Regions from separate parts of the Homo sapiens genome. Here region 1 is linked to region 2. Evidence: read pairs that join two places in POLR2A ChIA-PET (ENCODE). Cell type or tissue: MCF 10A. All regions are shown on one strand. Links, peaks and the distances in the headings refer to the core of each region. The heading gives the core; the rest is flanking DNA.

Evidence for each region. ChIA-PET counts read pairs that join two places held together with the same protein. Peaks named below come from ENCODE experiments on the same cell type or tissue, not always from the same donor. Only the 100,000 strongest peaks of a DNase experiment are listed, where the experiment ranks them.
Region 1: POLR2A ChIA-PET joins it to region 2 with 28 read pairs; 12 of 35 experiments call an interaction of 5 or more read pairs at or near these places.

Annotation. Positions count from the first base shown.
Region 1 is chr22:40,648,474-40,656,827 of GRCh38, forward strand. It overlaps LOC124905122 (a long non-coding RNA gene), which reads left to right and starts at 3,375. Exons shown (of 2, transcript XR_007068108.1): 1 at 3,375-3,497; 2 at 4,206-6,298. RefSeq lists enhancers at 3,146-4,345, 3,827-3,926 and a cis regulatory region at 6,109-6,483. In MCF 10A, for the core only: no CTCF peak of the experiment used is centred there; DNase peaks (open chromatin) are centred at 3,348, 3,708 and 4,388.
Region 2 is chr22:40,481,966-40,490,319 of GRCh38, forward strand. All of the region lies in intron 3 of MRTFA (myocardin related transcription factor A), which reads right to left. Among named protein-coding and RNA genes, the nearest start is that of MRTFA-AS1, 36 kb to the right of the region's middle. In MCF 10A, for the core only: a CTCF peak has its summit at 5,874 (motif pointing left); DNase peaks (open chromatin) are centred at 4,066 and 4,346.

The DNA of each region.
Region 1 (8,354 bases), core at 16-8,015, 170 kb after region 2:
TCACAGAGAAGAGGGGCAGAGCAACTCAGTGGAAAAGCAGGTGTGGTTTCAAAGCCTGGCTCTGCCCCGAGCCATGTGACCTTAGGAAATAGACTGTGTCCCTGAGTTTCAATCTCGTCACCTGTAAATTAGGAGTAACCATACAGATCGCAAGTCAACACCTGCCCTTGCACCGCTGCGGGGCTCAGCGGTCACTGACATGCAGTGAAAAAGTGGAAGTTCTAGCTGGGCGCGGTGGCTTATGTCTGTAATCCCAGTACTCTGGGTGGCTGAGGTGGGCAGATCATGAGGTGAGGAGTTCGAGACCAGCCTGGCCAACATGGTGAAACTTCGTCTCTACTAAAAATACAAAAATTAGCCAGGCATGGTGGCGTGTGCCTGTAATCCTAGCTACTCTGGAGGCTGAGGCAGGAGAATCGCTTGAACCCTGGGAGGTGAAGGCTGCAATGAGCCGAGATCGCGCCATTGCACTCTAGCCTGGGCGACAGAGCAAGACTCTGTCTCAAAAAAAAAAAAAAAAAAAAAAGGAAAGAAAAGTAGAAGTTCCTTTCCCGTCTATCCTGGGTCTTCACTGTCTACGTGCGTCCCCTCACTCCCAGCTGCTTGGGACCACGCTGTGCTTTGGTGTGGGTCAGTACCTGGACCCCTGGCCTGTCCCCTCAAGGTGTGCTTCTTCCTTCCCACAACACCAGGCCAGAGGTACTTGCTTTCCTTTCTCATCTTGGGTCTCTATTTTCCCACACCGTGGTGTGTCCCACACTTTACGGAGTGTTGGGGTGAATACAGAGAATGACAACAGAGAACTTATAGCTGTGGCCTAAACCTCATTGTAATGAGATGGAGAAAATTGTGTTCACTGGAACTCCCTTCAGAGGAAGCATTGTTTATTTATTCAGAAAAAAAAAAATTCTTTGGCCCAGTGCAGTGGCTCATACCTGTAATCCTAGCACTTTGGGAGCCCAAGGCGGGAGGATCTCTTGAACCCAGGAGTTTGAGACCAGCCTGGGAAACATAGCAAGACACGATCTCTACAAAAAATTTAAAAATTAGCCGAGCACGGTGGCACGCACCTGTGGTCCTAGGTACTTGGGTAGCTGAGGTGAGAGGATCACCTGAGCCTGGGAAGCAGAGGCTGCAGTGAGCTGAGACTGCTCCATTGCACTCCAGCCTGGATGACAGAGTGAGACCATGTCTCAAAAAAAAAAAAAAAAAATCCTTGATAAACCCACTTTGGGGAGGAGTTGAGCCCCCCTCCCCCCCAATTATTTAATAATAAATAAATAAATAAATAAATAAAATACCTAGAGAAGGAAAAACTACAACCCAAGGCATGACCTACTGGCACTACTCAAACAGTAGACATAAAGATTTATGGGGAGCAGGGGATCTCTCTTTAGGCCCAAGCTAGTGAACTGAAACAGTGTGACAGCAAATATCATTGAAGGCCAGGCCATTGTAACCACTTGATTCTACCTCCGCTCAGCCAGTCTAGGCCAGAGTGCTTAGGAGCAGAGCAGGGATGTACAGATGTCCCCAGTTCTCCACTCCTCTTGACCAGTAGGAACCCAGTATGGATGAGATGTAATGATTAGGTCCATAATGTTCAAAGTCAGCTTGTGACTTTGAGCAAGGGATTTTTTTTTTTTTTTTTTTTTTGAGGCAGAGTCTCACTTCTCACTCTGTTGCCCAGGCTGGAGTGCAGTGGTGCCATCTCTGATCGCTGGAACCTCTGCTTCCAGGGTTCAAGCAAGTCTCATGCTTCAGCCTCCTGAGTAGCTGGGATTACAGGTGTGTGCCACCATGCCTTGCTAATTTTTGTATTTTTACAGACGGCATTTCACCATGTTGGCCAGGCTGGTCTCGAACTCCTGACCTCAGGTGATCCACCCACCTCAGCCTCCCAAAGTGCTGGGATTACAGGAGTGAGCCACTGCGCCCAGTGCAGGTGACTTTAAGGGCACTTTTGCAAAATGCGAGTGATAATGCATTCTGATGGTTATAGATTAAGGTTAAGTAATTTAGCTGAGCTCAAACAGGCAGTAAATGGTAGAGCTGTGATTGGAACACAGACCATCCAGTGCCATAGTCCAGCCTCTTAGCTACAATGCCCTGCTTAGTTGTGGCTGGTCAGCTCTCTGTGGGTCCAGCAAGGGCTGTCACCCAGGCTGGAGTGCAGTGTTGCAATCTCGGCTCACTGCAAGCTCCGCTTCCCGGGTTCACACCACTCTTCCGCCCCAGCCTCCCAAGTAGCTGGGACTACAGGCGCCCGCCACCACGCCCGGCCAATTTTTTGTATTTTTAGTAGAGACGGGGTTTCACCGTGTTAGCCAGGATGGTCTCGATCTCCTGACCTCGTGATCCGCCCGCCTCGGCCTCCCAAAGTGCTGGGATTACAAGCGTGAGCCACCGCGCCCGGCCAACAGTGCAGTGTCTTAACGGTAGCTCTGCACAAAGTCACAAATTAGTCACAGTAACTTGTTACTTTGTATTCCTCTCACCTGTTTTGTGAGATTCCACAATTTCTCCTGCCTTCAGTTGCATTGCTTGGTGTATGATACATAGTCAATCTTTTTATCCATATCTCAGGAGCAAAATGTAACACAAATTCTACTTGTGGGTATCTTCCTGTATTCGGTTTTACAAAGCACTTGCATGTTGCCTTGTCAGGAAAGAGCAGTTGTTTCTCCAAAGAGAAAAGTTGTTTCACTAATATTAAGCTCATTCCCTATAGCTCAGTGTCCTTGCCTTTCTCTCTACATAATCACTTTTTATCCAAATGCTGAGTCACTATATAATTTTTTGAAGACATTTTAAATAGCCCTCAATTCAGTACACGCAGCACCAACACTGCACCTAACTCAGCTGAAGTTAAGACAATATGAACAGCTATGTTTAATTTATCAAATTTGCAAGCAATGATGATTCCATTAAAATGAAAAAAAATCATGTTTTAGGATTAGTTAAATGTGGTAGCAAATGCTGGTACTGATTAGAATTCTTACAACTGCAAGTGACAGGAAACAGACTAACTTAAGCAAAAGGACTGCATTAAGCCAGGAAATTCCAAAAGTCCCTGTAGTATAACAGTTTCAGGTATGGCTGGATTCAGGACTCCAGAATATAACCAGGACTCAGTTTCCTGCCATTTCTCTTTCTTTTCCGCAGGGTTGGTGTCAGTGGCAGGTTTCACATGCTGGCAAGCTGGAGCCAGCAGCTCCAGCTCCAGCTCTAGCACCCCTGGAGTTTTGAGTCCAGTGAAAAAAACGATGAGAGGCTTTGTCCCAGATATTTTAGCCTGAGTCTCAATGCCTCTCATTGGCTCCAACAGATCACATGCCCAGCCCTGAGCCAATCAACATGGCCACATCCGGGTCAGTTACTACTGCCTCCGCCCCATGCTGTGGAGCCCGGCTGGAAGCCCGGGGGTTGTTGGGTCTTCACCCGGGAAATGGGGAGAGAGACTGCGGGGCAGCTGGCACCACATACGTGCCTTACAGGTGGGGTGTGGGGACTTAGGAGGGCTTAGCACCCAGAGCATTAGCCCAGGGCCTGGCCCCTGGTGGCTTCTCCCGGCCGCTGGCTGCTTGGCAGGGCTGGAGGGGAGGAGACCCACAGTTTCGGGCTTGAGTCACCTCCCTCCTGGCCAGGCTTCGGCGGCACTGACTCAGCGCCTGCGTGAGCTGGATGCTGCCTGGAAAGCTAATCAGCCTCTGAGGCGAGTCATGCCTCCTGTGACGTGGGCTTGTGCTGTGAGTGGGCGGGAATGAATGAAGAAGCGTGGGCTCACCATGGTTCCTAGAGTGTTGATGAAGTGACGGGAGAGGGAGGCGGAAGTCAAGAGCAGCCCTTGGAAAAGGCTGCCAGCCCAGGCTGTGATGCTGTCTGCGGGCCCGTGCAGCCTGGTCCCGGGGTGGGCTCTCTGCACGCGGGCCCGTGCAGCCTGTTCCCGGGATGGGGCACACAGCTGCCACCTCCCCACACCCCAGCACCGGGGAGCGCCCCAGGGCTCCGCTGTGGCCTGCCCTGCGGCTGGCAGGCCATCCTCCGGTTCGTCCCTGTGTTTCAAACCTAAGTTCCATGAGGCAGGACGGGGTTGGTGGGGTCGGGCAGGAGGGCCGGGGATTGGAAGGTTGGCCAGCTCTACCTCCTGCCCTTCCCACCGCACCCCAAACTTAGCCTTGACAAACGGATCTCTGCCCTTCTAGGGGAGAGGAGAGGAGAAGAAATGGTGGTAGAGAAAGAAAGGCAAGGGGAGCTGTGCAGAACCACCCGGAAGCTTGAGAGTTCAACGCGGAGAACCTGCTCTGTGCCAGGCCCCCACCTGGGAGGTGTGGGCAACCTTCCTGCCTTCCGGGTGCTCAGAGTCTAGTCTGGAGACAATAAGAAAAATGGTTAATCACCATGGAATGTGCTAGCGCCTTAGCCCGAAGCAGGGGTCTGGTTATTGAGGTTTGTTGAAGGAAGATGCCTGTAAGGGCTGGGTGCGGTGGCTCACGCCTGTAATCCCAGCACTTTGGGAGACCAAGGTGGGCGGATCACCTGAGGTCAGGTGTTCGAGATCAGCTTGGTCAACATGGTGAAACCCTGCCTCTTCTAAAAATGCAAAAATTAGCCAGGCGTGGCAGTAGGTGCCTGTAATCCCAGCTACTCGGGAGGCTGAGGGAGGAGAAGCACTTGAACCCGGGAGGCAGAGGTTGCAATGAGCTGAGATTGGCCACTGCACTCCAGCCTGGGTGACAAGAGCAAAACTCCCCCTCAAAAAAAGAAAAGAGGGGGAGGGCAGGGGAGAAGGGGGAAGGGGGAAGGAAAGCAGGTATTGAAGGAGAAATTGCTGAGCTGGGCTCAGGTCTAGCCTTGGCCTGGGTTAGAGGAGTGGGCTCCAAGCAGAGTGGCCCCCTTAGAGGCAAAGAGAATGGCCTTGTCTGCCTCCTTTCAGGCTTTGGATGGGGCTGATAGGTGAGGTGGTGGGTGCTTGTCAGCCAAGGGCCCCTCCACATAAGGGGACAGGTGGGGGGCAGCTGCGAGTCTGTAGACCCAAGACTTGCAGCAGCTGGAGGACCGGTGAGCAGCCTGGTAAAGCGACCTGGGGAGGCACCAGCAGCATCTGCTGCAGTATGGCCACACTAGCTGTTTGATGGAGGACAGGGTAGGGAGCAGAGAGTAGGGAGCCGAGGGCAGGGAGCTTCCAGAAGGTCATTCTGCTGCATTGTGAAGAACAGCTGAGGAGGCGGCCAAGAGAAGAAAGGTCCGAGGGGGGCCGGGCGCAGTGGCTCACGCCTGTAATCCCAGCACTTTGGGAGGCCGAGGCGGGTGGATCATGAGGTCAGGAGTTTGAGACCAGCCTGGACAACATGGTGAAACCCCGTCTCTCCTAAAAATATAAAAATTAGCTGGGGCATGGTGGTGCGTGCCTGTAGTCCCAGCTACTCGGGAGGCTGAGGCAGGAGAATTGCTTGAACCCAGGAGGCAGAGGTTGCAGTGAGCCAAGATTGTACCACTGCACTCCCGCCTGCACGACAGCATGAGACTCTGTCTTAAAAAAAAAAAAAAATGGCCCGAGGGGTCGACATGTGCAGAAGTTACAGGAGCACACAGCCCTTTCTGGAAACCCTAAGATGTTTAAGGGTAACACGGGGTATGGGGGGAAGCAGGAGGTGGTGGTGAGAGAAGAGGCCTGACCCTGAAGGGTCACGTGTGCTCAACAAAAACAGGAGTTCTAAAAGAACCGGATTTTCCTTTCACCCCACCTCAGTTTTTTCTGCAAACAGTTGTGCGTGAAATCAGGACCCAGATGCTGCAGAACTGAAGTGGGAAGGGACTGACCACCACTGGGCAAAAGGCCGAAGAGGGTAGGCCACAGAGGGGCTGTCTCTAAGGGCTAAAAATACAAGGGTTGAGACCAACTGAAGTGTGGCGATTTCCTTGACGTTGGCATTTTGGTTTTGTTTTCCTTTTTTTAAGATAAGAGTTATATAGTAACTCAGAGCTCAGTAACATCAGCATTTTGGAAGTAGGATAGGAAGAAAGTCTCATCACAAGGGAGCCCTGTGGAGAGGAATGAGCACAGAATTTGGAGTCAGAAGAGTGGAAGGCCTGGGCTTGGGGCCTGGCTGCACCGTGCCGGCTGGATTGTTCTGGGAAAGCTGCCCAACTCTCTGCTCCGCAGTCCCCACATCTGTCACTAGGGATCATATCTGCCTCACAGGATCAGCTGAGATAAGGCACGTGTGTAAAAGGCTGTACAAATGTTAGTTACTATAAGGTTGTCTCAAAAAAATAAAACCCACGGCAAAGAGTATCCCAAGGCAGGCTCATTTTACTCCAATTACCATTTGGCACCGAGCAGATCAGGGGACTTACTGCATGACACAGCAAGTCAGTGGAAGAGCCAAGGAGTGCACTCATCCAAGTTACTGATTCCGATGTCAGCAAAACCTGCTGAAACCCATCTTCACACTGCAGTTCAGAGGGTGTCCCCAGGAAGCACCTCTCTGCAAAGCATGTTCAACGTAGTTCCCAGTGGCCTGCCAAATGGTCAGCAGCAAGGTGTAACTGGATGTCGCTTCCAGGAAGCAGAGTGAAAAGAGACAAGGAGTAGGAAACTAATGTCCAGAGTCGGCCATTTGCCCCAGGGACCGGAGTGGAGACTGCATTTCTAAGTGCTTCCTCTGTCCACAGCCCTCCTCCCCCATACCTTTTAAAAACAGATTTGCTGGCTGGGTACGGTGGCTCATGCCTGTAATCCCAGCACTTTGGGAGGCTGAGGCAGGTGAATTGCCTGAGCTCAGGAGTTCGAGACCAACCTGGACAAAACCCTATCTCTAGCAAAAAATACAAAAAGTTAGCCGGGCCTTGTGGTGCATACCTGTGGTTCCAGCCACTGGGAAGGCTGAAGTGGGAGGATCACTTGAGCCTGGGAGGTGGAGGTTGGAATGAGCTGAGATTGCGCCACTGCACTCCAACCTGAGTGACAGAGTGAGACCCCATCTCACAAAAACAAAACACAGATTTGTTGGCTGGGCATAGTGGCACATGCCTGTAATCCCAGCACTTTGGGAGGCCGAAGCGGAAGGATCACTGGAGTCCGGGAGTTTGAGACCAGCCCAAGCTGTGCAGCCCAGGCAACACAGCAAGACTTTGTGTTTCTTTTACAAAAAAAAAATTAGCCAGGTTTGGTAGTGTACACCTGTAGTCCTAGCTACTCTGGAGGCTGGGGTGGGTGGATCTCTTGCTTCCAAGAGTTCAAGGCTGCAGTGAGCTGATTATACCACTGTACTGTGGCCTGGGAAACAGAGTGAGACCCTGTCTCAAAAAAAAAAAAAACACCCAAAAGACAAAACACCACATTTGTTGAAATATAATTCACATACAATAAAAATACATCGTTTTAAAATGGACAATTCATGGTGATGTGCACCCGTAGTCCCAGCTACTTGGAAGGCTGAGATGAGAGGATCGCTGTGAGTCAATGAAACCTCTTTCCTTTATAAATTACCCAGTCTCAGGTATTTCTTCATAACAGAATGAGAATGGACTAATACATCCTCCCACCTCATCCTCCTAAAGTGTTGGGATTACAGGCGTGAGCCACCGCACCCAGCTGTTTACACTCTCTTGATGGTGTCCTTTAAAGCACACAAGTTGGTAGGAAGCAGTAGCTCATGCCTGTAATCCCAGCACTTTGGGAGGCCCAGGTGGGAGGATTGCTTGAGGCCAGATTGGGCAACATAGCAAGACCTCCATCTCTACAAAATTTTAAAAATTAGCTGGGTGTGGTGGTGCATGCCTGTAGTCCCAGGTACTCAGGAAGTCAAGGCTGAAGGATCACTGCAGCCTTGAGTCCGGCAGGTTGAAACTGCAGTGAGTTGTGATCGCACCACTGCACCCTAGTCTGACCAAAAGAATGAGACCCTGTCTCAGAAAAAAAAAAAAGAAAAAAAGGGGAAAAAACCCATAAAATTTTAAAATCATTATTAAGTCTAATTTATCTATTATTTTTTCTACTCTTGCTTGTGCTTTTGGTGTCAATCTAAGAAGTCTTTGCCTTACCCAAGGTTTACTGCTGCACTTTCTTCTAAGAGTTTTATAGTTTTCGTTCTTACAATTAGGTCTGTGATCCATTTTGAGATATTTTTATTTATTTACTTTTTTTGAGATGGAGTTTTGCTCTTGTTGCCTAGGCTGGAGTGCAATGGCGCGATCTCAGCTTACTGCAACTTCTGCCTCCCAGGTTCAAGTGATTCTCCTGTCTCAGCCTCCCGAGTAGCCTGGAATTACATGCACATGCCACCACGCCTGGCTAATTTTGCATTTTTAATAGAGATGGAATTTCACCATGTTGGCCAGACTGGTCT
Region 2 (8,354 bases), core at 342-8,341:
AGGAGAGTCGCTGGAACCCGGGAGGCAGAGCGTGCAGTGAGCCGAGATCGCACCACTGCACTCCAGCCTGGGTGACACAGCAAGACTCCCATCTCAAAAAAAAAAAAAAAGAAATGAGGACTCTAATGTGTTTAGCTCTTACATTGTGTTGTCACTGGGTAGAAGTACTACTACGGTGACTCATTTCATCTCAATGGCTATTTGAGATATGTACTATCTCATAGATGAAGAAGCTGCACAAGTGGTAACAGGTAGAGCCAGAGTTCAAACACAGGTTGGCCTGATATCAAAGCTTGTGCTTTTTCTACTATATCACATTTATGCCACAGTCATAATAAAAATATTAATAACTATAAATAAATATTATTCCCCACATCCTCAAAAATCTGAAGCTCACCACTTCATTTTGGGTAGCTGCTCATCTCCCCCCTTGAGGTGACCTCCTATTCTAATGGTGGCAAACAGATCTCAAAGTGCCAATTACTTCAATGTCATCAGTCTCTTTCCTGAGGATCTATAAAGCAATGTGCAACCAACTCCATCATGTAAGATCTGGGCATAGCATGCACTTGCACCAGATGCCTGAACAGGGTGGAGATAAACTAGGAATGTGCTTCCTTTAGCACTTTTAGGTAGGGCCATCTGAACACTCCCTTCCAAAGTTAAAGGCACCAAGAACAGCATTTTCCTTATTGCATTAGTTCTGCCCATTCACTGAGAAAATATGGGCAGCCTTGAATCTCATTTGCTAATCCCTGCTGGTATCACTGATGCTGACATTCTGCACCCAACTTTGTTGTACAGATTCAAAACTTGGAATAGGGTAGTCATTCTAGAGCAAACCAAAAGTGACAAAAAATTGTTTTCCTTAAAATTAAATTAGGCCAGGGACAGTGGGTTGTGCCTATAATCCCAGCACTTTGTGGGGGTCAAGGTGGGAGGATTACTTGAGAGCTGGAGTTGGAGACCAACCTGGGCAACACAGGGAGACAACATCTGGTTGTGTGTGCCTGTAGTGTATGCCTGTTGACCCAGACTGCAGTGAGCCACCACTGTGCCACGGCACTCCAGCCTGAACAAGAGTGAGCCCGTCTCAAAAAAACAAAACACAGAGACAGGATCTCACTCTCTTGCCGAGGCTGGAATGCAGTGGTGCAGGATCACAGCTCACTGTAATCTCAAACTTCTGGGCTCAAGTGATTCTTCCACCTCAGCCTCCCAAATAGCTAGGACTGCAGGCGCTCTCCACCACGTCTGGCTAATTTTAAAAAAATTTTTTTGTAGAGATGGGGTCTCACTATATTGCCCAGGTTGGTTTCAAACTCCTGGTCTCAAGCAATCCTCCTGCTTCAGTCTCCCAAAGTGCTGGAATCACAGGCGTGAGCTACTATGACAGACCTAAAGTAATTTTTTTTTTTTTTTTTTAAGATAGGGTCTCAGCCAGGCGCAATGGCTCACGCCTGTAATCCCAGCACTTTGGGAGGCCGAGGCGAGTGGATCACGAGGTCAGGAGATCAAGACCAACCTGGCTAACATGGTGAAACCCCATCTCTACTAAAAATACAAAAAAGTAGCCGGGTGTGGTGGGGGGCGCCTGTAGTCCCAGCTACTCGGGAGGCTGAGGCAGGAGAATGGCATGAACCCAGGAGGCAGAGCTGGCAGTGAGCCGAGATAGTGCCACTGCACTCCAGCCTGGGTGACAGAGTGAGACTGTCTCAATAAAAAAAAAAAAATTAAAATTAAAATAAAAAGATAGGTCTCATTCTGTCGCCAGGATGGAGTACAGTGGTGCGATCATGGCTCACTGCAGCCTTGACCTCCCGGACTCAATCAGTCCTCCCACCTCAGCCTCCTGAGTAATCGGGACTACAGACGCACAGTAGCATGCTTGACCAATTTTTGCTTTTTGGGGGTTTGTTTTTGTAGAGATGGTGTTTCACCATGTTGCTCAGGCTGGTCTCAAACTCCTGGACTCAAGTGATCCGCTCACCTCAACCTCCCAAAATGTTGGGATTACAGGCTTTGCTGGGATTGGGCATGAGGCACTACACCTGGCCCTTTTCTATGGGAAGCAGTAGGGAATAGAAAGGTGATTAAAAATTAGACCATATGGGTTGGGTTATAGATAGATAGATAATTAGATAGACAAACAATCTGAAGCTTATTCAAATGTTTATGTATCAAGTTTTCTATGGATAAAGAAAAAAAAAACAGTAAATTCTCACTCTTCAGTCCTAAATGATGTAAAATTTTAGCTATTTGACTCAAAAAGATAAAAATTTAAAAATAAAATTTGATAAAGTCTGCAGCAAAATTTGTCTTCTCTGTGGAAGAAAGAAATCCATAAAATTAAACTTCATGTAGTGTCTGAGCGTAAAAGCTACAAATCAGCTAAACTTGTTGGAATGGGTTAAAATTCTCAAGATCAAACACATAAAGGAGAAGCCAGATCATTATAATACATTAGGAGCCCATTTAACTACTGTAGGATTTTCCCACTCCACATCCCCCAGGTTTAGTAAAGACTTTTCAAAAGCAAAGGTAGGTGTAACTGTAGAAGAGTTCATGTTATAAGTACCGCAACTTTGTATTTCCTGAAGTCTGTGTGGTTGAATTTGCAAATGGAACATTTCACTACTGCAGGTTTTGCACAAAATTTTACGAAACAAACCTGCATTAAGTTAAAGCAGAACTTAAATAAATGCCTTTTCTGGATACTTCAGAAACAATTTCCATATATTTCCTATTACAGAATTCTTTTAATTTAGATACTCCTTCAACATACATGAGTAGAAGGGAAATTCCAGCTCAAAATCTAAAAGTAGAGGCGGGTGCGGTGGCTCACACCTGTAATCCCAGCACTTTAGGAGGCCGACGCAGGCGGATCACGAGGTCAGGAGATCGAGACCATCCTGGCCAACATGGTGAAACCCCGTCTCTACTAAAAATACAAAGATTAGCTGGGCATGGTGGCACGTGCCTGTAAATCCCAGCTACTCAGGAGGCTGAGGCAGGAGAATCGCTTGCATCTGGGAGTAGGAGGTTGCAGTGAGAGGAGATTGCGCCACTGCACTCCAGCCTGGCAACATAGTGAGACTCCGTCTCAAAAAAAAAAAAAAAATCTAAAAGAATGCAAAGTGATCAAATAATTCCTCCATACCACATACCTCAATTTTCTAGCATAATTCTGAGTGATGCAGAGTGCCACACCTATCAGCAGAATGCTTATTTTAAAAATGTCCCTGATACTACCATGTACTTTTCCTCCTCCTGATTTTCAAATCATCCCAGTATTAACATCCATCCCTAAGGAATCTCACTAGTAGTTTCAGAAAAATGAATTTGATTTGTTTTACACACTGTGGGACAGACAACAAACAAGACCCCTTTTCCTCTGCCTCTTCGATGCTTCTCCTGGGCATGAAAACAGCCTGAACTGTGGCAACAGCTGGGGATCATTAAACTGACAGAAATAGCTTAGGAGACTCCAATGGTGTGTGAAGGCGGGAGGAGAGCCTGAGTATCAGATTAAAAAAAATCAAAAGGGCAAAAGGAAAGGGGGGCAGGGCAGGGAAGCCTAAGGAGTGTATCACACCTAAATTTCCTTTACCACAGCCAAGAAGATGCAGTGAAGCAAATGACAGGATACATGAATGCGGCCTAAATTGCTTAGCCTCCTACCTATTCCTAGATGGAAGGTTTAGTCAAACCTAAAAATGTGGGTCTCAATGAAGACATGGTGGGGAAGAGTAGGGAGGAGAACTGCGGAATCTCAAAGGCTAACTATGGGTCTGGAAGAATCACTTAGAGGAGGTTGCAATGATGGTAAAAATAAACTCTAAGATGGAGGAGGAGCAAGGGCTGTGAGAATACATCCCAAGCCCTAAGTGGACTCAGAGATTAACGTAGTCCTAAGGCATCTCCCTCAACTGGGAAGGACCAAATGCTACATGAAATGCATGTTCTTGTTCTTGCTAGAGCACAGCCATGCCTCCCCAGTGGTAGCTTTTCAACCTGGCAGGCCTTCGAAGGTCGGTGCAGGAATGAGCCATCTGCCTGGCCCACTGCCCGAGTGTGTTCAGCACATACCTGAATGCCCTAGAGTAGCTTTATTCAGATCACCCCAAGGGAGTGGGCTTGCAGATCCCGACTTACGCCTTTAAATCTGGTTAGTCCCAGGATCCTGGTGTACCTTCTTCATCCCCACACTTGTTAGGCTGTCTATTCAATATTATCATCAAGGCTTCTCCCACCAAGGCGTTTTCTTTATAACTAATCTTATAGGACTGCAGTTTCAGATTGTTCCCCACCTGCAAGCCCGAACAGGAAATGATTCGATTACGGATATTAAGACTGCAACTTTCTTTGGCAAGAGTGTTTTGTAACTATGAGATTGCACCAAGCTCGGTTGAACATTTTATTCAATGAATCTAATTACTTACTAAAGAAAGTTCCAGGCTGGTGACTGGTCTCAACAAAAAGCTACCACTATACTACCTTCTTCTTGAATAGCTTGCTTCTTTTCTTTATTGTTTTTTTCTTCCTTCCACTCTAGGAGGAAAATTTGCTTCTTTTCTAACCACAAATCTGGCAGGAAAATATGCTCATGCATATTTCCATACTAAGACATTTTTGTCTAAACAACTGTATTTGAATCTGGCTTTTTATAAGAAGTCCAAAAACCTTACAACGGTTGGCTCATTACGAACACTTTAAGTTCGTATTAAGAAGGGTACAGGGAGCCGGGTGCAGTGTGGCTCACGCCTCTAATCCTAGCACTTTGGGAGGCTGAGGCTGGTGGATCACTTGATCTCAGACAGCCTGGGCAACACGGCAAAACCCCATCTCTACAAAAAAATTAGCTGGGCATGGTGGCACTTGCCTGTGGTCCCAGCTACTTGGGGGACTAAGGCGGGAGGATCACTTGAGCCTAGGGGGTCAAGGCTGCAGTGGGCCAAGGTTGCATCACTGCAATCCAGCCTGGGTGACAAAGCAAGACTGTCTCAAAAAACAAAAACAAACAAAAGAGAAGGGTAGCAGGTGTACAAAAATAAATTCACTACACAAGAGACTAACAAAAGAGTGTAAACTTCATATATACTTGTGTGTGTTTGTGTGTGTATCACACAGTTCACTCTGAGGCTAAATAACATCTAAGGACAGGATATATGTTAACCACTATTGTGACTATAATCACCTCTCAGTGTATGCAGCCTTGGTGAGTACAGCCTTTACCACAGTATATCCCTTACCTAAAATTTTCAAATTAATGTCATAAATATTTATAAGTAATCACTTATTTTGTGTATGCGTTGGTACTAAGTATGACATAGGAACTGAGAAGGAAAACACCACTATACATTTATATAATACTTTACAAAGCTACTTTCATACGTATCTCATTTGACCCTATGAGCCAGAACTGGAGTCATTAGTCATTATACCCACTACTACACAATGAGAAGAACTAGTGTGCCAAGCTTAGAGCAACTTAGCCAAGTTCACCATTGGCAAGATCAAACCAAGAACTTTGGGTTCTTGACTACCAGACCACTACTGGGATATTAGCTGCCTACCACAAAAAGGCTTCTGCCCTCAAGGAATTAATCTCTGACACCTAATGCCTTGACTGGTGTTTCTCAGATGTACCAAGTTTCTTCTCAGAAAGAATCTCACTATCTCCTGGTCCAACATACACTGAATCTAATCAAGATATTTATAGAAAAAGGTTATTTATTAATATCACTGACAATGAACAGATGTGAGTTCCTTCTGGAGGCCAGAATCGTTAATGAGACTGAATAAAACTGAATTAGGACAGAGTGCTCAAAATGTATCTGTCACTTTGGGATAAATACCTCATTTTGCTTATGGATATGATACTGCCCTCTAGTGCCAGGAAGCACAGTAACAATCAGCAATCTCAGTAGATTAACTCACCTAATGCATATGAACCACCTACCATGTATAAAAATGCTTTGCTAGACACCGTGGAGAAAAAAAGAAGAAAGAAAAACTTAAACCTATCACACACATACAACCATCAAAACCACATAAGCCCCTTGAGGAATCTATAAATATAATAGAGAATATGAGAAATGAAAAACAAATCACTACAATCAGAGATAGCGTTACAAGTGCTTTAAGAGTTTGCAGATAATACATTACTAGAGTACAAAAGGGATTAGGTAAGCTTCACAGGGCAACAGCATATAAGCTATCTGAAGGCCTTCATAAACTAGAGATGAACAACATGAGCTAGGACTTGGAGGTAGGAAATCTACAAGGTTAAGGTCACAGCCAACACTCCCCAGTTTAGCTGGAGCATTACGTTTGTGAAAAAGAGTAACAGAAGGAAGGCTGACTAGGGTCAGACTGTGAAGGGTCTAGAACTGTGCTATCAGACATGGCAGCCACTAGCCACACATGCTATTTAAATTTAATTAAAATCAAATAAAATTAGCAGCACATGTCCCAGCTACTTGGGGAGGCTGACAGAATTGAGCCCAGAGTTTGAGTCCAGCCTGGGCGACACGGTGAGACTCCATCTCTCTCTTTTTTTTTAATTAAATTAAAAATTCAGCCGGGTGCAGTGGCTCATGCCTGTAATCCTCCCAGCTCTTTGAGAGGCCAAGGCGGGCGGATCAACTGAGGTCAGGAGTTCGAGACCAGCCTGGCTAACGTGGTGAAACCCTGTCTCTACTAAAAATACGAAAAATTAGCCAGGCATGGTGGCGGGCGCCTGTAATCCCAGCTACTCAGGAAGCTGAGGCAGGAGAATCACTTAAACCCTGGACATGGAAGTTGCAGTGAGCCAAGATGGCGCCACTGCACTCCAGCCTGGGCAACAAGAGCAAAACTCCGTCTCAAAAAAAGTAATAATAATTCAGCTCCTCACTGCTTTAGCCACATTTCAAATCTCAATGGGTACATTTGACTTGTGGCTAACATATTGTGTTATATCAATACCAATACTGATTGATGTTAGATCTTTCATAGATCTAACATCATTCATATTGTATCAGAGGTTGTATAAAATCATAAAACACCAACGTTTCATGATGGCTCAGTCCTGAAAAAAAATTCATGCAGATGTGATTGATGCCAAAGTCTATTAATAAGGAAAATAAAGCTATAAAAAAAGAAAATATTAAGAATTTATAATAATAAAACACAAGACACAATCATTTTCACTGGGTATCTTTGAGTATTACAAGGAAGAATGATCTTTGTCCCTCGAACACCTGCTTCAGCCCAAAAGCAGGGACATCAGATATTCTTAATACTTTTACCATTTGAGGCAAAATCTGTTTCTCTTGTGCAGTTTACAAAATGACAGCAATTAAAAAAATAATGTGTATCTGTAGAAGACATAATTTCAAATTTTTTTTTTTTTTTTATGGAGACGGAGTCTCGTTCTGTCGCCCAGGCTGGAGTGCAGTGTCGTGAACATGGTTCTAGCCTCCTGTGTAGCTGGGACCACAGGTGTACACCACCATGCCCAGCTAATTTTTTCATTTTTTTTTTTCTAGAGACAGGGTCTCACTTTGAAGCCCAGCCTGGTCTCGAAATGCTGGGCTAAAGTGACCCTCCCAGACTCAGCCTCCCCAAGTGTTGGGATTACAGGCATGAGCCACTGCACCCAGCCCATAATTTGAGTCCTTTCAAGACTGAGTCAATATACAGAATTCTAAATGAAAGGTTCTAAGCACACTATAAAATCAGCAAAGTAGCCGGGCATGGTGGCTCACTCCTATAATCCCAGCACTCTGGGAAGCCAAGGCGAGTGGATCACTTGAGGTCAGGAGTTCGAGACCAGCCTGGCTAACATGGTGAAATCCTGTCTCTATTAAAAATTCAAAAATTAGCCAGGTGTGGTGGCGAGCACCTGTAATCCCTGCTACTCGGGAGGCTGAGGCAAGAGAATCGCTTGAAGGCAGAGGTTGCAGTGGGCAGAGATCGCGCCACTGCACTCCAGTCTGGGAGACAAAGCATGACTCTGTCGCAAAAAAAAAAAAAAAAATCAGAAAAGTGTAGTTAATTGCTTAGGGTAGTTATCTAACATTACCATTCTGATCCTACTTATCACAAGCCTGAATCTCTATTGCCTATAGGTTTTTTTTGCATGTAACACAGATATTTTTAATGATCAGATTGAAAATATGGAACATTACAATCTTTTGAATTACAAAGTCAAAGGTAGCAGCCCAAGTCCTAAGCCATACTATCCCCCGCCTCTCAAATAATCTTCCCTTTAATGTTGCCATGGTGTTTCTTTGACGTTAGTCCAGAACAGTTCTAGATATTCAAAGAAAAAGCAACTGCCTCTCAACCAATTCTTAAAACTATTCTCA